Regions from separate parts of the Homo sapiens genome. Here region 2 is linked to region 1. A link is an interaction called in ENCODE POLR2A ChIA-PET data of the cell type or tissue named here. Cell type or tissue: GM12878. All regions are shown on one strand. Each heading gives the region's core, and the rest is flanking DNA. Links, peaks and the distances in the headings are about the cores only. Region 1 overlaps RAF1 (Raf-1 proto-oncogene, serine/threonine kinase). Region 2 overlaps TSEN2 (tRNA splicing endonuclease subunit 2).

The links. Peaks named below come from ENCODE experiments on the same cell type or tissue, not always from the same donor. Only the 100,000 strongest peaks of a DNase experiment are listed, where the experiment ranks them.
Region 2: POLR2A ChIA-PET joins it to region 1 with 5 read pairs; 3 of 35 experiments call an interaction of 5 or more read pairs at or near these places.

What each region holds. Positions count from the first base shown.
Region 1 is chr3:12,656,531-12,660,929 of GRCh38, forward strand. All of the region lies in intron 1 of RAF1 (Raf-1 proto-oncogene, serine/threonine kinase), which reads right to left. Among named protein-coding and RNA genes, the nearest start is that of RAF1, 5.4 kb to the right of the region's middle. RefSeq lists an enhancer at 1-639. In GM12878, for the core only: no CTCF peak of the experiment used is centred there; no DNase peak of the experiment used is centred there; H3K4me3 peaks cover 1,235 bases; H3K27ac peaks cover 1,387 bases.
Region 2 is chr3:12,500,417-12,504,815 of GRCh38, forward strand. TSEN2 (tRNA splicing endonuclease subunit 2) reads left to right here. Exons shown (of 12, transcript NM_025265.4): 5 at 2,846-3,368. Among named protein-coding and RNA genes, the nearest start is that of TSEN2, 18 kb to the left of the region's middle. In GM12878, for the core only: no CTCF peak of the experiment used is centred there; no DNase peak of the experiment used is centred there.

The DNA.
Region 1 (4,399 bases), core at 262-4,261:
TAGAGTGAAACTAAATCCATAAGTGATTAACCTCTGATTAATGTTTGCTGTGTAAGACAAGGTTTTGAGAACTGGAGATATATAAAAAAGGATAAGACATGCCCCACTGGAAATATATAGGCAAGAGTAAGACATGCCTCATTTTTAAACTGAGACATAAGACATCTATACAAGAAATTCAACTTGGCCACTGCGGTGGCTCACACCTGTAATCCCAGCATTCTGGGAGGCTGAGACAGGTGGATCATCTGCAGTCAGGAGTTCAAGACCAGTCTGGCCAACATCATGAAACCCCATCTCTACTAAAAATACAAAATTTAGCCGGGCGTGGTGGCAGATGCCTGTAATCCCTGCTACTTGGGAAGCTGAGACAGGAGAATCACTTGAACCCGGGAGACAGAGGTTGCAGTGAACCAACATCACGCCACTGTACGCCAGCCTTTGTGATAAGAGTGAAACTCCATCTCGGGGAAAAAAAAAAAAAAGAGGAATAGATAAAAGTAAGGAAATGTCAGCCTCTCTCAATTAGATAAGGTCCTTGAAGGTAGGAACTTGCCTTATGCTGCACCAAGTGCACTGGCCTGCACCTACAGGGGCCTAAAAATACTGGCTTTTGATTTCCACTAAACATACTATTACTATGAGAAAGCCATGTGAGCAAGACACAGAAGCAAGAATTGTATATACTTAGTCTGGTAGCCAGGGAGAGCCTGGAAGATTTGAGCAAGAAAGTAAGGCCAGCACATCTACCCTTAAATATTTTTGTGTCGTCACAAAATAGGATACATAAGAATTCACATTTCCCTCTGTGAAAGGAAGCTGGGTAGCTAGAGAACAAAGGAGAACGTAGAATAACTATGCACAACATAACTTTCTATATCCTTTAAATTTTGTGACATCTGACATTATTACTTACTCAAAGAAAATAATATTTAATTCTTAAGAATTTCCAGGCAGGGGCCAGGCGCAGTGGCTCACACCTGTAAATCCCAGCACTTTGGGAGGCCGAGGTGGGCAGATTACCTGAGGTCGGGAGTTCGAGACCAGTCTCACTATCATGGAGAAACCCCATCTCTACTAAAAATACAAAATTAGTCGGGCATGGTGGTGCATGCCTGTAACCCCAGCTACTCAGGAGGCTGAGGCAGGAGAATCGCTTGAACCCAAGGCAGAGGTTGCGGTGAGCTGAGATTGTGCACCACTGCACTCCAGCCTGGGCAACAAGAGCAAAACATCTCAAAAAAAAAAAAGTACACAATAAAATGGCTTTTATTATATTCACAGTTGTGGATCCATCTCCATAATTGTAGAACACTTTTATCACCCAAAAAAAAAACAAAACAAAACAAAACAAAACAAAAAAAAACCCTATCACAGTCACTGACCATTCCCTACATCCCTCAGCCCCTGATCTACTTTCTGTCACTAAGGATTTTCCTATTCTGGACATTACATATAAATGGAATAATTCAATATGTGGTCTTTCCTGCATGGTTTCTTTTACTTAATATGTTTCCAATGTTGTAGTATACACCAGTACATCCTTTCTTTTTATTACTGAGTAACATTCCATCACATAGTAGTGCTTCCATATCCACTTGGAATATGTTCCAAGACTACCAATGAATGCCTGAAAGCAAGAACAGTATACTATACTGTATACACTATGTTTTTTCCTGTACATACATACCCATGATCAAGTTTAACATATAAATTAGGCACAGTGAGAGATTAATTATAATTAATAATGGAACAATTATAAGAACATAATATCATAAAAGTTATGTGAGGGCTGGGCGTGGTGGCTCACGCCTGTAATCCCAGCACTTTGGGAGGCTGAGGCAGGCAGATCACCTGAGTTAGGGAGTTCAAGACCAGCATGACCAACACAGTGAAACCCTGTCTCTACTAAAAATACAAAATTAGCCAGGTGTGGTGGCGCATGCCTGTAATCCCAGCTACTCAGGAGGCTGAGGCAGGAGAATCGCTTGAACCCAGGAGGCAGAGGCTGTGGTGAGGAAAGATCATGCCACTGCACTCCAGCCTGGGCAACAAGAACGAAACTCCGTCTCAAAAAAAACAAAAAAAGAAACAAACAAAATTGACTGCCACTGCCTGCTGCTTCCCATTTATTAACAAAAAATGTAAACAACCTCTAAATCATAAAGATTTTAAAACCGTAAACTAGCTTTAGGATTGTTAAGCCCCACCCAGTAAAACCCCTTAGAATCTGGTCTAAAAATAAAACCGTGTGTCAAGTGTTCCTCAAAAAATGCTATGTACACTGATTGGAATGTGATGCCAATTAACATACTTTGTGAGTAATTTGCCAAACTTTAGATAGTCTAGGCCAAAACCACTAACAAAGAAACAACACCCACTTGACATTTTCCTTAGTTAAGCTGAGATTCTAGGGGTCATTTTAGAAGAAAGGCAAACAGATGTGAAATTAACTAAAATCATTTAGAGCTACGCAAGTCATTCTGGGAGAAAAGAAGTAACAAAATGACTCAAACATTGTAAAATTAAAGATCAAACCTTAATGTGTAATTAAGGAATTTTTACTTACAACTCTAAGGCAAGAAAAAAATAGCCATTACTATCATGAGAATTACAAGGCAAGATGCCTGAGCGAGCCTGTAATGCCAGCACTTTGGGAAGCCGAGGCAGGTGGATCACTTGAGGTCAGGAGTTCAAGACCAGCCTGGCCAACATGGTGAAACCTCGTCTCTACTAAAAATACAAAAATTAGCCAGGCAAGGTGGCCGGCGCCTGTAATCCCAGCTACTCGGGAGGCTGAGGCATGAGAATCCCTTGAACCTGGGAGACGGAGGTTGTAGTGAGCCAAGATCACACCACTGCACTCCAGCCTGGGCAACAGCACCAGATTTCATCTCAAAAAAAAAAAAAAAAAATTACACGCAAGATAAGTTAGCCCTATACCAAAAGTACCAACTGAATTGCAACACAAATATCTAGTATTACATTTTGAACCCAGTCAGATGAGCAATTAGGAATTCTACCCTCCCATACACATACCAAACAACCTCATCCTAAATAAACCCAGTGTTCTCTGATTTTCCAATTAATTTATTCAAGGTAAGTAATTTTCCACCTCATAGTCATTTGTTTTGAAGAAATGACTCCCAAGATCTGAACAACTTAAAAACAAAAACTAAGTCAAAAAGCTCAATTTTATGGTTTCATAAACCCCCTCACTGTCACATTATCCACTGCCTTTCAAAGGCAATATTTAAAATTGTCTTCTGCAAGTCAACATTAAGGCATGCTGTTTGGCTAACAAGCTCCTCCCAAGCTCAAGATTATTATGTATGGCCTATTATGATCCTAACATGCAAACAAAAGTACTCCCTCATGTAACATTTTTTTAGGCAGTAGGTTACTAACAAAGATTTACCTGAAATTTAAATGTAGAATCATACATTTACTAGTAATAGACTACCTGAAATAGTAGTTTAAAGTTATCAATTATATTTTTTATTTCGTAAATAATCCAGTGCTTCTGGAAAAGTCAAATTTAACTTCCAAGAAGTATGAACTTGCTTAATCTTCAGAGCAAACAAATGACATGTTATAAACTAAAAGCTACTAGTCTAAGAGCAACTGTAATATAATACTTGATGTTTAACATTCTTCACTTCATCTTTTAGATACTTTTTGTCAGAAATTACCAGCTTAATCTGCTTCTCACTGTTTTTTTCAGCTAAACCAAATCCCATAAAATACGTTCAAGCCTTCTATTGAAGGCACACTTTTTTTTTTTGAGACAGGGTCTCACTCCATCACCAACACTGGAGTACAGTGGCATGAACATGGCTCACTGCAGCCTCAATCTCCCTGGGCTCAGGTGAGCCTTTCACCTCAGCCTCCCAAGCAGCTGGGACTACAGGCATACTACACCATACCCTGCTGATTTTTTTCTTTTTGTGTGTGTGTATTTTTTGTAGGGACAGGTTTTCACCATGTTGCCCAGGCTGGTCTCAAACTCCTGAGCTCTAGCAATTCACCAGCCTCGGCCTCCCAAAGTGCTGGGCTTACAGGCCTGAGCCACCACAACTGGCTGATGTTTTTACAACTACTGACAAGACTTTAACAAAACTAAGGAACTCCACTACAATTTATAATCACAAAACACCACATATCAGCCAGGCACAGTGGCTCACGCCTGTAATCCCAGCACTTTGCAAGGCCAAGGCGGGTAGATCACAAGGTCAGGAGTTCAAGACCAGCCTGGCTAATATGGTGAAATCCCGTCTCTACTAAAAACATAAAAGTTGGCTAGGCGTGGTGGCAGGCGCCTGTAGTCCCAGCTACTCAGGAGGCTGAGGCAGGAGAATGCTTAAACCCAGGAGGCAGAGGTCGCAGTGAGCCAAGATCG
Region 2 (4,399 bases), core at 225-4,224, 160 kb before region 1:
ATGGCCTGGTTCTGGTATGTGACAGAAGGCACAGAGGTAGAAGTGCTAAGTGGCTTAGCTCAGAGCCACACGGAAGAGCCAACTCCAGGACCTAGACCTCCAGAGGCTGCGTTCATCCCTGCACTGCTGCCTCTGCTCTCAACAGCAAATTAAGACATTTCCATTCATTAACATCTTTTTCAAGATACCATATATTGAGTCTGATTTATTTTTCAAGCCACTCCTAAAAACTCCACAATGATATAGTAGTATTGATTGAACACTTCTTATGGGCTATGCACTTTACGTGTCTTATTTAATTCTTGCTGCAACCCCAGGAGGTAGGTGCAGTTATCCCTGGTTTGTAGATGGTCACTGAGCCTTAGAGAGGTGGGGTCATATAGCTGGTATGAGAACGTGATGGAGCAAGGATTGGAACCCACGTCTGCTTTGACTGCTCTGCTGCAAAGAGCAGAGCAGTGCCCTCTGTGTGCTCACTTCACTCCAGATCTTCTGGTCAAAGGAGGAACTATTGACCCTTTAAATCAGTGGTTCTGTCACGTGTTTTGAGTCACGGAATTTGGCAAAAGTTTTGGGTCCCTTCCCCAGAAAAATATATTGTCACAAAAATTTGTGTTCAAATAAAGGAAATTTATAGACCCTGTAGAGCCAATGCTTATGTTGATATGAAGAGCTAAGATTCTTTTTAGACCCCTCACATGAAAGTTCTTTTAAACGTATGCATAGGTGGCCATGTTCCAGGTGAGAAGACACCCTGCAGGTTGTGGCACAGCTATGTTCTTTTTGCTGGTTTTAAAAGTAATACATAACAAGATCCCTTTGAGGTGGTAGTACTCATCTCCACATTTTATAGGTGGGAAAATTGAAGCACGGAGAAGTTAAGTAATTTGCATTGCCACACAGTTATAAGTAACAGGGCTGGACACAAAATGTGCCATACCAAAGTCACGGTGCCGTACTGACTCTCAGGTATTAGGGTAGCCTTACCAGGTGTTAATCTTTAGGATACAATTCCCAGTATATAGGGAGGCATCCCTGATGTTCATCCTCATGTGGGGTGAACAGGGTATAGACAGCTTTGGGATTCTTAGGAATCAGGGTTAAGCAACCACTAGTCTCTTTTTAGGTACAGCAGAAGCCAATGTCCTTGTTGAACTGTGTGAGATATAGCAGTTTGTAAACTATGACATATTCAGTCTTTTTTTTTTTCTTTTGGAACATTTCACAAATTTGCGTGTCATCTTTGCACAGGGGCCATTCTAAGTATATGTGCTGCCGCATCGAGCACTGTTCAGTCTTCTTAACCAGGTAAAAGAAGGTGAAAAGTAAAGTTACATCTGCCTTCTCACAAGCCACGTGTTGTCTTGGATGCCTTTCAGACTAATCACTGAAGGTCGAGGCAAAAAGCACTTGAGTTTCACAATGTCTTTGACCTTCTGATCAGATTTCCAACATCTGGTAGTTCTCACATCACATGAACACATCCCAACAGCCTAGGCATGAATGCTTTGCCCTATTGTTTTGCCTATAATTTTTTGTAACTTGGGAAGTGTTTTGTAACTTGGGTGTTAGCTTCAAGTTTTAGAAACTTAACAAGAATTTTATCAATAAAATCTACTCTGCAAAGTATTGTGAGGAAAAGGGCCATTTCTGTTAGAATATGTGGATGAATCTACATAAGCCAAATCATTTCTCTCCTTATCCTGTGAAAGGGTTAGTAGGCACTGTGATGAATATTTATTGAAATTCTCATTTTGCTTTCCAATGCTAAACAAGTTATTTGTATTATGAATGGCATATCTATCTGAAAACATTATGAGATCCAAAATTGAAAATAATACAAAACAAGCTGAGAGCGGTGGCTTACACCTGTAATCCCAGCACTTTGGGAGGCCAAGGCGGTCGGATCTCTTGAGGTCAGGAGTTCAAGACCAGCCTGGCCAAAAATTTGTGTTCAAAAATACAAAAAATTAGCTGGGGGTGGTGACGCAAGCCTGTCATCCTAGCTACTCGGGAGGCTGAGGCAGAAGAATCGCTTGAACCCGGGAGGCAGAGGTTACAGTGAGCCGAAATCGTGCCACTGCACTCCAGCCTGGGTGACAGAGCAAGACTCCATCTCAAAAAATAACAACAATAATACAAAAAAAAAATCTTGATAAAGGATGGCCATTTTCTTGTTTATTTACCTAAATCACTTAATCTATCAGTTTTAAATTAGATAAATTTTCATAGTTTGTTAAACTGGGGGTTAGTTTTTTTTGTTTTTTTTTTTGTTTTTTTTTTTTCAAATAAAGCAAATAAAATGAAACTATATTGTAAAAGCAAAGAAACAAGAAGTAACATATGCTTGTTGCAGAACACTTAGAAAATGCAGAGGCCACACGCGGTGGCTCACACCTGTAATCCCAGCACTTTGGGAGGCCAAGGCGGGCGGATCGTGAGGTCAGGAGATCGAGACCATCCTGGCCAATATAGTGAAACCCCATCTCTACTAAAAATACAAAAATTAGCCAGGTGTGTTAGCAGATGCCTATAGTCCCAGCTACTTGGAGGCTGAGGCACAAGAATTGCTTGAACCCAGGAGGTGGAGGTTGCAGTGAACCAAGATCACACCACTGCACTCCAGCCTGGCAACAGAGCAAGACTCCATCTCAAAAAAATAAAAAAAGAAAGAAAAGAAAATGCAGAAAAGTATAAAGAAGAAAAATATTTATCTATAATGCACCATTCAATAATACTGCTGTAAACATTTTGGTGTGTCACCTTCCAGTCTGTTTTATGTGCTTTGTTGTTTTTTCAATTTTGAAATTCGAGTGCTGTTTCTAACAGTATTTCTGTCTTGCAGGTATCAGCATAGTGTTGAGTGGGCAGCAGAGCTGATGCGTAGACAGGGGCAGGATGAGAGTACAGTGCGCAGAATCCTCAAGGATTACACGAAACCGCTTGAGCATCCTCCTGTGAAAAGGAATGAAGAGGCTCAAGTGCATGACAAGCTTAACTCTGGAATGGTTTCCAACATGGAAGGCACAGCAGGGGGAGAGAGACCTTCTGTGGTAAACGGGGACTCTGGAAAGTCAGGTGGTGTGGGTGATCCCCGTGAGCCATTAGGCTGCCTGCAGGAGGGCTCTGGCTGCCACCCAACAACAGAGAGCTTTGAGAAAAGCGTGCGAGAGGATGCCTCACCTCTGCCCCATGTCTGTTGCTGCAAACAAGATGCTCTCATCCTCCAGCGTGGCCTTCATCATGAAGACGGCAGCCAGCACATCGGCCTCCTGCATCCTGGGGACAGAGGGCCTGACCATGAGTACGTGCTGGTCGAGGAAGCGGAGTGTGCCATGAGCGAGAGGGAGGCTGCCCCAAATGAGGAAGTAAGTAGAAGAAAATAAATCGCTTCCTCCAAAGCCATCCGTTCCTGGAGATGTTGGCTAATAGGGATGTCTTTTGCCTGCAGCTGGTAGCTGGCCTGTTGTAGGGTCCAAGGGAAGCAGCAGGCTTTGGGCCACAGCAGCTGTGAGGGCCATTTCAACTAAAACCCCAGAGTTGGTGAATAACTTTTAAAAAAATTTATAAAATTAAGACAAGGCCAGTGGTATTCTCTCCTTTATTTGGGAGAAAACAAAATGCGGTGATAATTACACCTGATCTTGAGTACAGCTGAGCAAGAAGGGCTCACGTGTGGAAGTCAGCCATCTTGAGAAAAGCCTAGGGAGGCCAGGTAAGAGCTACGTCATGAAGGGACTTGCTGTCAGAGTTACCCTAGAGCTGTCTGGAATTGCTAAAAATTAGAAACAATCTAATTGCTAAATGGGATATGAGATACCCATTCAAAGAAATATCATGTAGACTTAGAATGAGGTTTATGAAGTCATATTAAGAACATAGGAGCCAGGTGCAGTGGCTCACACCTGTAATCCCAGCACTTTGGGAGGACGAGGCAGGAGGATCACTTGAGGCCAGGAGCTCAAGACCAGCCAGGGCAATATAGCAAGACCTCATTTCTACTAAAAACAAAAATAAATTGCTGGGTGTGGTGGTACATGCCAGTAGTCCCAGCTACTCAAGAGGCTAAGGTGGGAGGATTTCTTGAGCCTGGGAGATCAAGGCTGGGCAACAGTGAGACACTGTCTCAAAAAAACAAAAACATAGGCACATGCTTATTAGGTACAATTGGGTGAAAAAAGCAACACGTAAAATAAAATTCACCAACAAAATGATTACAACTGCAGGAAAAATTCACAGGGGAAAAAGGAAATAAATGAGAATCTTCATAGTGAAAAAGTTAAAACTTCCTTTTCCACACAAGTAATAAAAAAGCACTTCTTGGCCAAGCGTGGTGCCTCACACCTGTAATCAACACTTTGGGAGGCTGAAGCGGGAGGGTTGCTTGAGGCCAGGAGTT